Regions from separate parts of the Homo sapiens genome. Here region 2 is linked to region 1. The links are chromatin contacts, found by Hi-C or POLR2A ChIA-PET in ENCODE. All regions are on one chromosome and are shown on one strand. Each heading gives the region's core, a stretch centred on a gene start or an enhancer-like site at or near the end of the contact. The rest is flanking DNA. Distances are from core to core; before and after follow the strand shown. Region 1 holds the start of COPB1 (coat protein complex I subunit beta 1). Region 2 holds the start of LINC02545 (long intergenic non-protein coding RNA 2545).

Region 1 (7,801 bases), core at 1,982-4,481:
GTCTTTGCTGAATGATTCTGCTGTTTAAAGATATTGTGGCTCATACCTGTAATCCCAGCACTTTGGGAGGCCGAGGCGGGTGGATCACCTGAGGTCAAGAGTTCGAGACCAGCCTGGGCAACATGGCAAAATCCCGTCTCTACTAAAAATACAAAAATTAAATGGGCATGGTAGCACGCGCCTGTAGTCCCAGCTACTCGGGAGGCTGAGGCAGGAGAATCACTTGAACCTGGGAGGCAGAGGTTGCAGTGAGCCGAGATCATGCCACTGCACTCCAGCCTGGCCAGGTGACAGAGCGAGACTCTGTCTCAAAAAATAAAACCAAAGATATTGTTATGTTTATCATTGTGGAACATGCACCTGTTCCACAAATACAAACCACTAGTTGGCTTGTATTCAGCTAAAAAAATAAATATTCTGTATTATACTTTGGGAGCAATTTAAGTAATTTTTTCAATGTGATTTTTAGTCTTATATACTGACTTTAGAACTTAAAGTCCTCCCCACTCCAGTAATACTCAACCCCACTGTATATACAGTTCATTGTGATGCCCTTTCATGTTTAGTCTGTTGTACTCACATATTCCATTTAGTCTGTTGAATAATTACAAACAGTAAAATCCTAATGATGTTTTATAAAGCCTGTCACTTTGATACAAAGATACTCAATTCACCTGGAATTTATTGAGCATGTATGTGTGCAGCTCTGAAGAACTGGCATGGAATAAAAGGCAGTGGCTGGGTGTGTTGGCTCACGCCTGTAATCTCAACACTTTGAGAGGCCGAGGTGGGAGGATTGCTTGAGTTCAGTTCAAGACCAGCCTGGGCAATATAGTGAGACCCCATCTCTACAAAAATTTTTAAAACTTAGCCTGGTGTGGTGGCACACACCTGTGGTCCCAGCTACTCAGGAGGCTGAGGTGGGAGAATCACTTGAGTCCAGAGTCTGAGGCTGCAGTGAGCTATGATCATGCCGCTGTACTCCGGCCTGGGTGACAGAGTGAGACTCTTGTCTCAAAAAAATAAAAATAATAACGTAGATGACAGGATTCAGGTCCTAGTTCTAACTCAGTGTTTGGCCATTACATGATTTGGGGCAAGTCCCTATTCTCTAGGCCTTGACTTTTTAGATACCACAATTTCTATGGTCCTTGATAAAATGACAAGGTCTTTGCTCTGCATTTATAATTTAAAGGCATTCAAAATTATATAATTACATCTTAGAGTAAAACAGCCCAAACAAAGTGTATTTTACAACAGATCAGGAAGAGTTAATGAGGTTAATATTAAGGTCCTTATACCCATTCAAAAAGCTTTGTACTTAAGAATATGGAAAAATATATGCACTGCCAATGACAATTGTAGGTTCAGATCTAACTAAAGTAATATGTAAAACATTACATTTTCTTGCCTTTTCATATTTAGAACTTAATGACTTGGGGTCATGAGAAACCTCAAAGTTATTCTGTAACAGAATGAACCTCTGGGGCAAATGAAGTCTGTACGGTTTAAGTCCTACACCATGATGGCCCTAAACTGAGCTTTCTTACTGTAAATCTAGTTTTTATACCTTTTTTGGCCTCATTTCTTGCTGACAGATTGTCACTTTTTGGTAAGTTAAGTGGGCTTGGAAACCAGATAACTGCATTTGTAAAACTTCCATGTTAAAAACGAATACACAGAAAAGGAACAAACTGTTGTACACACACCCGGGATTGATCTCAGGGGAATTATGCTCAGTAAAAAAATCCAATCTCAAAAGATTACATTGTATAATTCCATTTATATAACATTGAGATGATAAAAATCATAGAGAATTATTAGTGGTTGCCACAGGTTAGTGTGGGAGGTGGCTATGGCTATCAAAGGACAGCATGAGAATCCTTGTGATAGAACTGTTCTGTCTCGACTGTGTTGGTGATTACACACATATAAGCATGATAAAATTGTCTACAAGTGAATATAAAAACGAGTACATGTAAAACTAGTGAAGTCTGAACAAGGCTGGGTGAATTATGTCTGTCAATTTCCTGAAATTGATATTGTACTATAACTATGCAAGATGTTACCATTGGGAGAAACTAGGTAAAGAGTATATGGGATCTCTGTATTCATGTCACTCTACCATTAAGATTAAATATTAAAAAAAATGAATGCACAGAATCAGAGAGGCACTCTTAAAGTGCTGTCAACACATGGCCTTTGAATACAATTTTGGGTGCTCAAAGAATTTGTAGATTGCTTGATGGTTCTAAAAAGAGAAAGCTCAAAAGAGCTAGATCCTACATAAATGAGGTACTATTGGTGTTCCATCTTCCTGAGATGAACCTGTTAACTAGGGCAGTTGCCGTCAGATCTGTTTTTATTCGCAGTATTTTGCTTAAGCTTTAAGATATTTTGTTATTAATAATTGGCCATAAAACCCTTTTGTGGGCAGAGGGAGGTGTAGGGGCGGGGCGTGCTATGGAACTTCAAATGGGCAAAACCGAAAGTACTATGGCTGATTGCAGCTGTAACAGGTCTTTGGAGATACGTAAAATCCTTTAAAACAGTGACTGTCTCCCTTTATGCATAAAAATTTTTTCTAATCTACTGGGTGCTCAGAAAGGATCACGGAAAGAGGCCATTATTAAATAAAAAGCAGAAATTATACCAATGTGACTTTGGATTTTCAAATAACTCCAGCCCTACCTGCAGAGAGGCAGATTCAAACTACTAGCGATGTTAAGAACTGAAATGGATTTTAATCTAGTGATAATTAATAAAATAACTGAATTACCTTCCCAATAGTATTAGTTACTTTCCCAGTTTATTAGGGTGTGGACAAGAAAAAGGATTACTGGGTTTCCACTTTCTAGTCCAGAGCTCTTTTTCACGGGAACAGAGCCCTGTAAAAGTTTCCCTCTCTCCAAGCACTTTCTCCCCTTGACTGTTCCTGAAGAAGGAACGATTTCCAGTTAGCGTTTAAATTAGCATAGTGCTTAACTCAGAGCTTGGCTTGCAGGGAAAACTAGAAAATACGTGGTTTCATTGCTCTGCGGCCTAATCAAACCCTGGACAAGAGAAGAGGAAGAAAATAGGATATACTTGCAGCGCGCAAGCGCTGCACAAAGAAAGCATGTCCTCTCTGAGTCGCCGTAGGTGCTAGGTGGCTGTGGCTTCGGTCGTTACCCCACCCCCTTCCACGTCAGCCAAGGACTCTGGAGCCGCCGCCGCCGCTGCTGCGGTTCATAGCCGGAGTAGACGGAGCCGCAGTAGACGGATCCGCGGCTGCACCAAACCACTGCCCCTCGGAGCCTGGTAGTGGGCCACAAGCCCCCAGTCCCAGAGGCGTGGTGGGTCGGGCAGAGTCGGAAGAACTGGCTTTCTAGCTGGAAGATGCGGAAGGGGAGCGACTAGGCCGCTTGCGTCTGGGCCTGGCAGAAGGGACCGGGTGGGGGTACGGGTGGGGGTGCGGGTCGGGGTGGGGGCGGAGGGCTAGGAAGCTCCGGGTCGGACGCTCCATCCCGTCCTTTGTATTGGCCGGGGGTCTTTTCCCTCCCAAGACCCCTAGGCGTACCCTTTCAGGCCTAGGGCTGCTTTGCTGGAGGAAGGGGAGGAGGAAGCGGGTGGGGCGAGGTGGGGGTGCAGCGCGTTGATTAAGGGACCCGCGGACATAGAGTCGGAACCCACCAAGGACCGCGATAAAGCGCTTTAGGGTTTTGGCAGAGTATTCAGGCACAAGGTCTCTTAACTTGAGCATGCAGATTGTGTGTTGTGTAAAAACCATACGGTCCATAACATTGTGGGGTGTGGCTGGGGGGACTGTCACTGTTCTGTGGGCCTTCATTCGGCTATACAGCATTCTCAAACACTGGACCGGGATGCGATGAGGGAGTGATAGATAATATACCTTATGCCAGAGCTGATAATGTGGTTTTTACTAGAATTTATTTTTATGGGAACACGATATAGATTGACCTGCCCTTTCTAATACTTTAAAAGGTCACTATAGGTACTTGTTTGTGGGTTTTTTTTTTTTAATTTGTAATGATATGTCTGTGTTTATTTTTCTAGATTTTCTGGCATCCTTAAATCTTGTGTCAAGGATTGGTTATAATATAACCAGAAACCATGACGGCGGCTGAGAACGTATGCTACACGTTAATTAACGTGCCAATGGATTCAGAACCACCATCTGAAATTAGCTTAAAAAATGATCTAGGTAAACTTCGATATTATTTTGAGAATGAAATGAAAAAAGAAAAAACAAAAATAAAAAACTCATATTTCATATTCCTTTATAATTAGAAATGCTTAATTTTTGTCTAAAGTTTTTCTAGGATCTCTTCGATAGACCTTTTATTAAAAATGCGAACTTCTTTAAATATTGGTTGTTTGAAATAGAACATCTCAGTTTATCTTAGTAAACCTAAAGAAATTGTAATAGTTTAGATATTCCTCAAAATGTCATAATTTTTGTAGACTTCAATATATTAATGTGGCTGATTATTTTCTCTAGGCAACAGGTTGAGGATGTGTATTGGAATATCTTAATTCCATCGTGCACTTAACTTCATGTTACTTAGCTTGTAAAACCAAAAGAACTTTGTTCTTTGGATTACCCACCCAAACAATTAGGTGAACACTGGAATAAACATGTATTTTCCAGAAAAGTTTACCTTTTCATTTTTTATGCATTTTTGCAAATAAGAAAACAACTATATTTCTGAACTTTTTGTAATGTTTAATTTTTGGGGGTACACAGTAGATGTATATATTTATGGGGTACATGAAATGCTTTGATACAGGCATGCAATACATAATTATCACATGGAAAAATGGAGTATCCATCCCTTCAAGCATTTGTCTTCTGTGTGACAATCCAGTTACACTTTCAGTTATTTTTAAATGTCCAATTAAATTATTATTGACTGTAGTTACCCTGTGTGCTATCAAATATCGGGTCTAACTCATTTTTTCTGTACCCATTAACCATCTCCACTTCCCTACCACTACCCTTCCCACCTCTGATAACCATCCTTTTACTCTGTCTCCGTGAGTTTGTTTTGATTTTTAGCTTCCACAAATAAGTGAGAACATGTGAAGTTTGTCTTTCTATGCCTGACTTATTTCATGTAACATAATGACCTCCAGTTCCATCCATATTTTTGCAAATGACAAGATCTCATTCTTTTTTTATGGCTGAATAGTACTCCATTGTGTATATGTACCACATTTTCTTTATACATTTATCTGTTGGTGGACACTTAGGTTGCTTTCAAGTTTTGACTGTTGTAAACAGTGCTGCAACAAACATAGGAGTCCAGATATCTCTTTGATGTACTCATTTCCTTTCTTTTGGATATATACCCAGTAGTCGGATTGCTGAATCGTATGGTACCCCTGTTTTTAGTTTTTTGAGGACCCTCCAAACTGTTCTCCATAGTGGGTATACTAGTTTACATTCCCACCAACAGTGTACGAGGGTTCCCTTTTCTCCACATCCTCTCCAGCATTTGTTTTTGCTTGTCTTTTGGATAAAAGCCATTTTAACTGGGGTGAGATGATATCTCATTGTAGTTTTGATATGCATTTCTCTGATGATCAGTGATGTTGAGCACCTTTTCATATGCCTGTTTGCCAATTGTATGTCTTTGTGAAATGTCTGTTCAAATCTTTTGCCCATTTTTAAATCAGATTATGAGTTTTTTTTTTTCCTGTAGAGTTGTTTGAGCTCCTTACATATCTGGTTATTAATCCCTTGTGAGATAGGTAGTTAGCACATATTTTCTCCCATTCTGTGGGTTGTCTCATCACGTATGTCGATTGTTTCCTTTGCTGTGCGGAAGCTTTTTAACTTGATGTGATCCCATTTGTCCGTTTTTGCTTTGGTTGCCTGTGCCTGTGGGGTATTATTCAAGAAATTTTTGGCCAGACCAGCGTCCTGGAGATTTTTCCCAATATTTTCTTGTAGTAGTTTCATAGTTTAAAGTCTTAGATTTAAGCCTTTAATCCATTTTGATTTTATTTTTGTGTAAGTTGAGAGATGGGGGACAAGTTTCATTCTTCTGCACATAGTTTTCCAAGCACCATTTATTGAAGGGACTGTCTTTTCTCCAATGTATGTTCTTGGCACCTTTGTCAAAATGAGTTCACTGTAGGTGTATGGATTTGTTTCTTGGTTCTGTTATTTTCCATGGGTCTTTATGTCTGTTTTTATGCCAGTACCATGCTGTTTTGGTTACTGTAGCTATGTAGGATAATTTGATGTCAAGTAATGTGATTCCTTCAGTTTTGTTCTTTTTGCTTAGGATAGCTTTGGCTATTCTGGGTCTTTTGTGGTTCCATATAAATTTTAGGATTTTTTTTTTTTTTCTGTGAAGAATGTCATTGGTATTTTGATGGGAATTGCATTGACTCTAGATTGCTTTGGGTGGTATGGACATTTTAACAATACTGATTCTTCTAATCCATGATCATGGAATATCTTTCCATTTGTTGATGTTCTCTTCAATTTCTTTCATCAGTATTTATAGTTTTCATTGTAGAAATCTTTCATTTATTTGGTTAAATTAATTCCTAGGTATCTAATTTTATCTGTGGGTATTGTAAATGGGATTAGATTACTTCTTCAATTTCTTTTTCAGATTGTTCACTGTTGTCATATAGAAATGCTACTGATTTTTGTATGTTGATTTTGTGTCCTGGAACTTTACTAAATTTATCATATTTCTGAATTTTAAAAATGTATACCGTGTCTCCTTTTTGTGAGTGATTCTGTCAAGAAAAAAAAAATTTATAATTAATATGCTTTCCAAAGTAATGATTCTTGTTTAATTGAACTGCTAAAAATAAATACAACTTAAACTGATAAATATTGTTTAAACAGAGCAGAGTGAAAATTATGCTTCAAATATAGAAAGGATCTTTTAGAAGATAGTTTGCAGTTTGAAAAGAAACTTAATATTTTACTTGCCTATTCCCACTTCTTAATCAGCAGTAATGGAATACCTCCTGATTCTAGGTTACTTAATACTAGGTTTCTATTGAGGTCTATTTTTAGAGAAGGGAAAAGAAACCCAGTTTTATGATATTTAAAATGATACCATTATATACATAAGCCACATATATTTCCCTTTTTTCATGTTCATGTAGGATAGTTGAATGCAAAATAGTGAATACATTCATTAGTGTTTTTCCTCATAATTTAAAAATTTTCATTGTTAGATCCTCAGGATACCTAAGGTTATAGCTAGGAAGGTAAAGAATAAAATCTGCCCTTAGTTGGAACAATGCCCTAGTCTTAATTGAAGCTGCCTTAGCTACCTTCCTCCAACCAATAAATAAATACATACTCTCCAGTTTAATGTATATTTTTGCCATTAAGAAGAGTTGAGACTGGGCATGGTGGCTCATGCCTGTAATCCCAGCACTTTGGGAAGCTGAGGCAGGTGGATCACTTGACTTCAGGAGTTCGAGACCAGCGTGGCCAACATGGCGAAACCCCATCTCTAGTAAAAATACAAAAATTTTAAGTGGCTATTAAATGAAGAGTTCTGTGGGCCAGATGAACCACCGCATCTGACGCTCAGAACTCTGTTTCATAGCCGCTTAGCTCTAATCATTAGAAATGTATTTCTCATATTTAGGCCCAAATCTGGTTCCCGGTAACTACTACCCATTAGTTGTAGTTCTTTTCCTCATAATGGCCCTAAGGTTATTGAAGACTTGTAATCATTCTTTGTTCTCCCCTTCCCAAGATAATTCATTTATTTTGATGATCTAAACAGTTGTAGTACAGTGTGCTACTACATACTTC
Region 2 (7,801 bases), core at 1,514-4,013, 630 kb after region 1:
GCTTGAGCCGCCTACTGGTGAAGGACAAATAGGACAGTCAGCCCCAGAAAGACATGGGGAGAGGGCCAGCGAGCCAATGCGCAGCTTTTAATAGCAACGTTCAAAGTGTTGACTTTTATTTTATTTAGCAAATGTGGAACATAATGTCTCTGTGTTGCACTTGGTAGGAAAAGTAACAATTGTTTCCAGGGTTTTCCATAAACTTATCTATTTTGATCATTTGGCTCTAGAAGCCTCAGAAGCACCCCGAGGCAGAAGGAGAGGCAGACAGAAAATACAGACAATGGGAAACGTCTAAGAAGCGATATGCCCAGGAGGGTACAGGAAAGAGCAGAGTATTGAGATCTTTAGAAATCATTGTTAGTGCTTCTCCTAGGTAAAAGTTGAGCAGATTTTTGAAATAATTAAAAATCAACATTTAAACTACAGAAATGCTTTTCCTTTTCTTTTTTTTCCCAAGGAGTTTCTTTTAATATTCTTCAGGGAAGACTTCTCCATCTCCTGAGACTGAATTAGATAAGCCTATTATGCAAACTCATTGCCTCCTGTACATTCCCTTCAAAGCTCTTCTCATAATTTTTAATCATACATCTATATGTTTCCTCACGTTTTTAATATCTATCCCCCCACTAGACTATAAATTCTGGGAGTGCATAGCCAGGTTGCCTTTTCTTCCCTGCCCGATTTTCAGGACCTGGCACTTGCCTGGGCTATCACTGAAACTGAAAGGGATCAATGATAATGATGAACTGTAAGGTGGATAGGGAGGAAGAGGAGGACATGAGGGGTAAAAAAGGACCTATAGATTGAAGGTCCAAGTGAGGATGAAGGATGGTTACAGCCTGGGCTTTAGGAGGTTGGCAGGAGGTGATGGGGGTGGGGCATGGAACTGAGATTTTAGAAGGAGGTGTACCTATTTGTGATGACACAATCTAGACAGAGGCATCTCATGGGAGTTGGAAACTGAAGCACGGTAGAGAAATTCATCATGGGAGGGAGGAGCTGAAAACCTGAGGTCAGTTGTTGGCTGCATCTTCTCCACAGATGTTGATATTAACAGAATTATTGCTAATGTCAGGAGTGGTGTGGAGAGCTTAAGCCCTCAGTGAATGATGAGGAGAAACAGAGATCAGTGGATGACAACAAGGTTAGGTAGCAGGTGACATATGTTTTCTCCATCCATTTTTCCCAACAAATATTTACTAAGTGCATACTATATATGAAGCCCAATGCATGCTATGAGTGCTACAAGTAAGAGCAGAATATTGTCCCTCTTCCAAGGAGCTTGTGATATACTACCTATAAATGTATGTAACATTGGATGGGCACAGTGGCTCATGCCTGTAATCCGAGCACTTTGGGAGGGTGAGGCAGGCAGATTTCTTGAGGCCAGAAGTTCAAGACCAGCTTGGCCAATATGGCAAAACCCTACCTCTACTAAAAATACAAAAATTAGCTCGGCATGGTGGCACATGCCTGTAATCTCAGCTTCTTGGGGGAGGCTGAGGCACAAGAATTACTTGAACCCGGAGGTGAAGTTTGCAGTGAGCCAAGAACAGGCCACTGCATTCCAGCCTGGGAAACACAGTGAGACTCCATCTCCAAAAACACACAAACAAAAAGAGTCTGCAACTTGAGAAAGAAGTCTGAACTGGAAATATGGATTCCAACACCTTCGGGTTATAGATGAAGATTGAATTCATGGGACTGGGGGAGGAATTGATAACCAAGGAAAGGTGTGTAAAGTAAGAAGGAAAGGGAGTCCAGGAAAGCGTTCTACCATCCCAAAATATAAGGGGCAGGCAAAGGAAAATGAACCAGCAGAGATGACTTGGAAGGAACTATCCAAGGGATGTGCTGTAAACAAAAATGGAGCATCATCACAGAGGGCAAGAGGGAGGCAGAAGTGCACGGAAGCAGCTGGGTGGAGGAGGGAGAGTGTCCACCTTCCACCTCATGCCCTTAGGAGAACAAATAGGTAACTCAAAGGAGGAACAAAGCCAGGAGGCACCCAAAAGGGAGGACAAGCTTCTAGTTAACACAAGAAGATGAAAACAGTAGATAGTGAAGATGTCGAGAAGAAAGGGGGGCAGTTACTCTAGAATGTGGGGTTCTAGGAGGCAGGGTGGAAACATTTTGAAAAAAAAGAATGGAATATGAGGAGACAAGGGCCCAGAAGAGGATGGTGATGCAGGCACTTGAGCTTGGAGGTTCAGCCAAGGTTGACGGGGATATGGGTGGGAATAGGTAGTGTCAAGTCTCAAAATAAAATGCTGCCAAAAGTCATTTCAGTGCTGGTGTAGACTGGTGATCTATAAATCAGATAATATCACTCCCCTGATACAACTCTCCAATGGCTTCCCATTGTCCCTGGAATAAACTGCAGCTCCTTACTCTGGCCTTCAAGACCTCACATGGTCTGGTCCCTGACCTCCTGTCTAACTCTGTCCCCAGGCTCTCGTCCCCCATGCCACATAGAAGTACACAGCATTCTTTCTAAACCTGGAAAATCCCGAGCTTGCTCCCACCTCAGGGCTTTGTCATTAGCTTCTCCTTCTGTCTGTGATCTTTTTCTCTCCCATGGCTGGCTCCTTCAATTCATTCAAATGTCACCTCTCCAGAGAGGCCCTTCTTCTCGTGCCTCCGTAAGTCACCCTCTTTCCCTTTACCCCACTTTCTTTCCTTCATAGCATTTATTATGCTCTGACATGCTCTCACTTATGTAAGCCCTGTTTCTTTCCAGCAGAGTGTAAGATCCAAGAGGTCATGGGCCTTTTTCTTTCTTTGTTTGCCATGTTATCTCCAACATCTGGAACAGAGTCTGGCACAAAGTAGGTGTCCCATAAGTATTTACCAACTAAATAACAGACTGCATAAATGAATATTTAAAGTTTGGACCTCCTCTGTAGGCTCTGAATAGAGCCAGGGTGATATGGTTTGGCTGTGTCCCCACCCAAATTTCATCTTGAACGGTAGCTCCCATAATCACCAAATGTTGCAGGAGGGACCTTGTGGGAGGTAATTGAATCATGGGGGCAAGTTTTTCCCTGCTGTTACCATGATAGTGAATAAGTCTCACAAGATCTGATGGTTTTATAAAGGGCAGTTCCTCTGTACATGCTCTCTTGCCTGCCACCATGTAAGATGTCACTTTGTTCCTCATTCACCTTCTGCCATGATTGTGAGGCCTCTCCAGCCATATGGAACTGTGAGTCCATTAAACCCCTTTTTCTTTATAAATTGCCTAGTCCTGGGTATTTCTTCATAGCAGTATGAAAATGGACTAATACACATGGTCAGATTCCTTTGAGCCTTTAAGAATAAACAACTTGATATATTTTGAAATGAGAAGTCACTCGAGGTTCTTCAAACAAGACATTTTTCCTGGATGTAAATTATTCTCAATATTATACAGCATTTCCAGAAGACCAAACTTAGTTTATGAAAGAGAGTATATTAAAAGGTAGTGTCCCAAACAACAAATTTATTTAAATAAAATATTGCAAACAATGGCCCACCTATAAGTAGGTTTCCATATAAGCTATTGCACAAAACAAAAAGACATCTGCTCTTACCCCAGATATTTTTTGGGTGTTTTAATGTTAAGTGAAAATTTTATAGTGCCACATTCTCAGGCCCTACTGAGGCACTACCTCTGAGGTTTAATGAGATGACTCTGTATTTGGCAAAGATCATCACAGTCCATATTCTGACTGTTTTTGTTATAACACTGTATTTCCTAAAATAGAAAATTTAGGGGAGTACAGTAGGGTAAGAGATCCTGGGCAGCTTTTCTTAGAAAACCAAGAATGTAGAAGAGATAGAGCCATGTACCAGACAGGGGACGTTCACATTTTCCAAATTGTGTTCCAAAGAAGGCTAGTGTCCCTTAACTAGAAAAAAAACAACAAATGCTGGGTGGGTGTGGAAGAGGGTGTATTCTGTCAAAATAAATCTGGTCATGTAGGCATTAAATTAACTTAAACAGGCTTTTTTACTGCAGGGCTTCCGTGAATTTGGAGATTTTTCTGAGCTGGGAGGTGACCAAACATATCTACTTCTTTGATCTCAACACTTCCTGAAAAACAGATACTAACGTGGGTCATGATGTCAATGGTAGTTGTATGATTCTTTGATTATAAACTTGGCTTTGATATATTAGAGCATCAGGGCTGAGTAGTGGGGTTGTGGAAGTGGTAAAAGATGAGTCAATACACACAGAGAAGAGAAAGTGAAGAGCAAAAACACAGCTTTGATGATCTGTTACCCTGAGGGCACAGGCTGCAATACTTGAGGTGGAAATGTGGGAAGTGTTGGGATTTTAGGCAGAATTCATGCTAGCTAAGCCAACCCACTTAGATAAGAATTTCCTTACCTAAGCTCTGGAGTTTTTGTGGTTTTTTTTCATTCTATTTGGTTTAAAGTTTGTTACTGCTTATACTGTTGACTAGCATAAATTTAGGTAGAAAAGATCCTCTTAGGTGTGTTGGCTCACTCCTGTAATCCCAGTGCTTTGGAAGGTTGAGGCAGGAGGATCACTTGAGCCCAGGAGTCTGAGGTTGCAGTGAGCTATAATCACACCACTGCACTTCAGCCTGGGTGACAAAGTGAGACCCTGTCTCTTAATAATAATAATAATAATACTTAGAATGATAAAATAAATTTTAAAAAAGATCCTCTCTTTCCTTTTATGCACTTCTAGAACCAAGATTTTCAGAGAGGCAAGGCTAAGCACCAGCCAGGTATTATAAAATATAAGTAACAGCATATATATAAAATATGACTTGTTTATTTTTTTTAACTAAAGGCTATAGTTTATTTAGCTTTGCTTAGTTTTTTCTTCGTATCCTTTCTCTGTTCCAGAATATCATCTAAGTTACCACATTACATGAAATAGTCATGTCTTCTTGGGCTTTTCTTGGCTATACTTTTCTCTGGCATTGTTTTTGATTACCTCAATAGTATTGAGTAATCTTCAAATGTTTTATAGAATATTACTCCATTAGCATGTGCCTGATGTTTTTCTCATAATTAGACTGATTTCATGGGTGTTTGAGAAGAACATCAAGCATGTAAACTGAGTTTTCTTTTCTTTTCTTACCTTAATGCACTAACTAGATACTCCAGCATAGTATTGACTAGGAGAAGTAAGAGAAGACATTATCGCACTATTGCTGATATTAGGAGAAATACATCCAGTTGCTCACCATAGGTATGATGGTAGCTATAGGGTATTTTATCAAGTTGAACAAGGTCCCCCTGGCCCTAGATTTCTGAGAGACTTTTTTTAAATTTTTGTTTGTTTTTTTAATCATAAATGGGTGCTAAATTTTGTCAGTGCTTTTCCTGTATATATTGATATGATCTTATGATTTCTGTTTCAGTTTGTTAATGTGCCAAATTCCATTGATTGATTAACTAATATTGGACCTGCCATGCATACTTTCATACCTGGAATAAAGCTCAATTAGCTGTGCAATATTGTTAAGTAAATTGTTGGGTTCCATTTGCTAATAGTGTGTTGAGAAATTTCGCAACTATGTTCATAAGAGTTACTAGTGTGTAGTTTTTTTCACCTTTATTTATTTATTTCTTATTTATTTTAAAAACTCTCAATAAATTAGGTATCGATGGGATGTATCTCAAAATAATAAGAGCTATTTATGACAAACCCACAGCCAATATCATACTGAATGGGCAAAAACTGGAAGCATTCCCTTTGAAAACTGGTGCAAGACAAGGATGCCCTCTCTCACCACTCCTATTCAACATAGTGTTGGAAGCTCTGGCCAGGGCAATCAGGCAGGAGAAGGAAATAAAGGGTATTCAATTAGGAAAAGAGGAAGTCAAATTGTCCCTGTTTGCAGACGACATGATTGTTTATCTAGAAAACCCCATCGTCTCAGCCCAAAATCTCCTTAAGCTGATAAGCAACTTCAGCAAAGTCTCAGGATACAAAATCAATGTACAAAAATCACAAGCATCCTTATACACCAACAACAGACAAACAGAGAGCCAAATCATGAGTGAACTCCCATTCACAATTGCTTCAAAGAGAATAAAATACCTAGGAATCCAACTTACAAGGGATGTGAAGGACCTCTTCAAGGAGAACTACAAACCACTGCTCAAGGAAATAAAAGAGGACACAAACAAATGGAAGAACATTCCATGCTCATGGGTAGGAAGAATCAATATCGTGAAAATGGCCATACTGCCCAAGGTAATTTACAGATTCAATGCCATCCCCATCAAGCTACCAATGACTTTCTTCACAGAATTGGAAAAAACTACTTTAAAGTTCATATGGAACCAAAAAAGAGCCCGCATCGCCAAGTCAATCCTAAGCCAAAAGAACAAAGCTGGAGGCATCACACTACCTGACTTCAAACTATACTACAAGGCTACAGTAACCAAAACAGCATGGTACTGGTACCACAACAGAGATATAGATCAATGGAACAGAACAGAGCCCTCAGAAATAACGCAGCATATCTACAACTATCTGATCTTTGACAAACCTGACAAAAACAAGCAATGGGGAAAGGATTCCCTATTTAATAAATGGTGCTGGGAAAAGTGGCTAGCCATATGTAGAAAGCTGAAACTGGATCCCTTCCTTACACCTTATACAAAAATTAATTCAAGATGGATTAAAGACTTACATGTTAGACCTAAAACCATAAAAACCCTAGAAGAAAACCTAGGCAATACCATTCAGGACATAGGCATGGGCAAGGACTTCATGTCTAAAACACCAAAAGCAATGGCAACAAAAGGCAAAATTGACAAATGGGATCTAATTAAACTCAAAAGCTTCTTCACAGCAAAAGAAACTACCATCAGAGTGAACAGGCAACCTACAAAATGGGAGAAAATTTTTGCAACCTACTCATCTGACAAAGGGCTAATATCCAGAATCTACAATGAACTCAAACAAATTTACAAGAAAACAACAAACAACCTCATCAAAAAGTGGGCGAAGGATATGAACAGACACTTCTCAAAAGAAGACATTTATGCAGCCAAAAAACACATGAAAAAATGCTCACCATCACTGGCCATCAGAGAAATGCAAATCAAAACCACAGTGAGATACCATCTCACACCAGTTAGAATGGCAATCATTAAAAAGTCAGGAAACAACAGGTGCTGGAGAGGTTGTGGAGAAATAGGAACACTTTTACACTGTTGGTGGGACTGTAAACTAGTTCAACCACTGTGGAAGTCAGTGTGGCGATTCCTCAGGGATCTAGAACTAGAAATACCATTTGACCCAGCCATCCCATTACTGGGTATATACCCACAGGACTATAAATCATGCTGCTATAAAGACACATGCACACATATGTTTATTGCAGCATTATACACAATAGCAAAGACTTGGAACCAACCCAAATGTCCAACAATGATAGACTGGATTAAGAAAATGTGGCACATATACACCATGGAATACTACGCAGCCATAAAAAATGATGAGTTCATGTCCTTTGTAGGGACATGGATGAAATTGGAAATCATCATTCTCAGTAAACTATCACAAGAACAAAAAACCAAACACCGCATATTCTCACTCATAGGTGGGAACTGAACAATGAGAACACATGGACACAGGAAGGGGAACATCACACTCTGGGGACTGTTGTGGGTTGGGGGAGGGGGGAGGGATAGCATTGGGGGATATACCTAATGCTAGATGATGAGTTAGTGGGTGCAGCGCACCAGCATGGCACATGTATACATATGTAACTAACCTGCACGTTGTGCACATGTACCCTAAAACTTAAAATATAATAATAAA

Evidence for each region. A loop is a pair of places that touch in the nucleus more often than their neighbours do. ChIA-PET counts read pairs that join two places held with the same protein, here RNA polymerase II (POLR2A). Pooled maps may share reads with other maps.
Region 2: a pooled map shows a loop between it and region 1 (4-fold over the local background). The contact joins the promoter of LINC02545 here to the promoter of COPB1 in region 1. A Hi-C loop is called at or near these places in 4 of 50 pooled maps. POLR2A ChIA-PET finds 5 or more read pairs at or near these places in 2 of 52 experiments (CD4-positive, alpha-beta T cell and CD8-positive, alpha-beta memory T cell).

What each region holds. Positions count from the first base shown.
Region 1 is chr11:14,495,241-14,503,041 of GRCh38, reverse strand. It overlaps COPB1 (coat protein complex I subunit beta 1), which reads left to right and starts at 3,231. Exons shown (of 22, transcript NM_001144061.2): 1 at 3,231-3,335; 2 at 4,057-4,204. The coding sequence starts at 4,114. RefSeq lists an enhancer at 3,010-3,109.
Region 2 is chr11:13,865,578-13,873,378 of GRCh38, reverse strand. It overlaps LINC02545 (long intergenic non-protein coding RNA 2545), which reads left to right and starts at 2,763. Exons shown (of 4, transcript NR_149109.1): 1 at 2,763-2,831; 2 at 3,989-4,040; 3 at 4,703-4,742.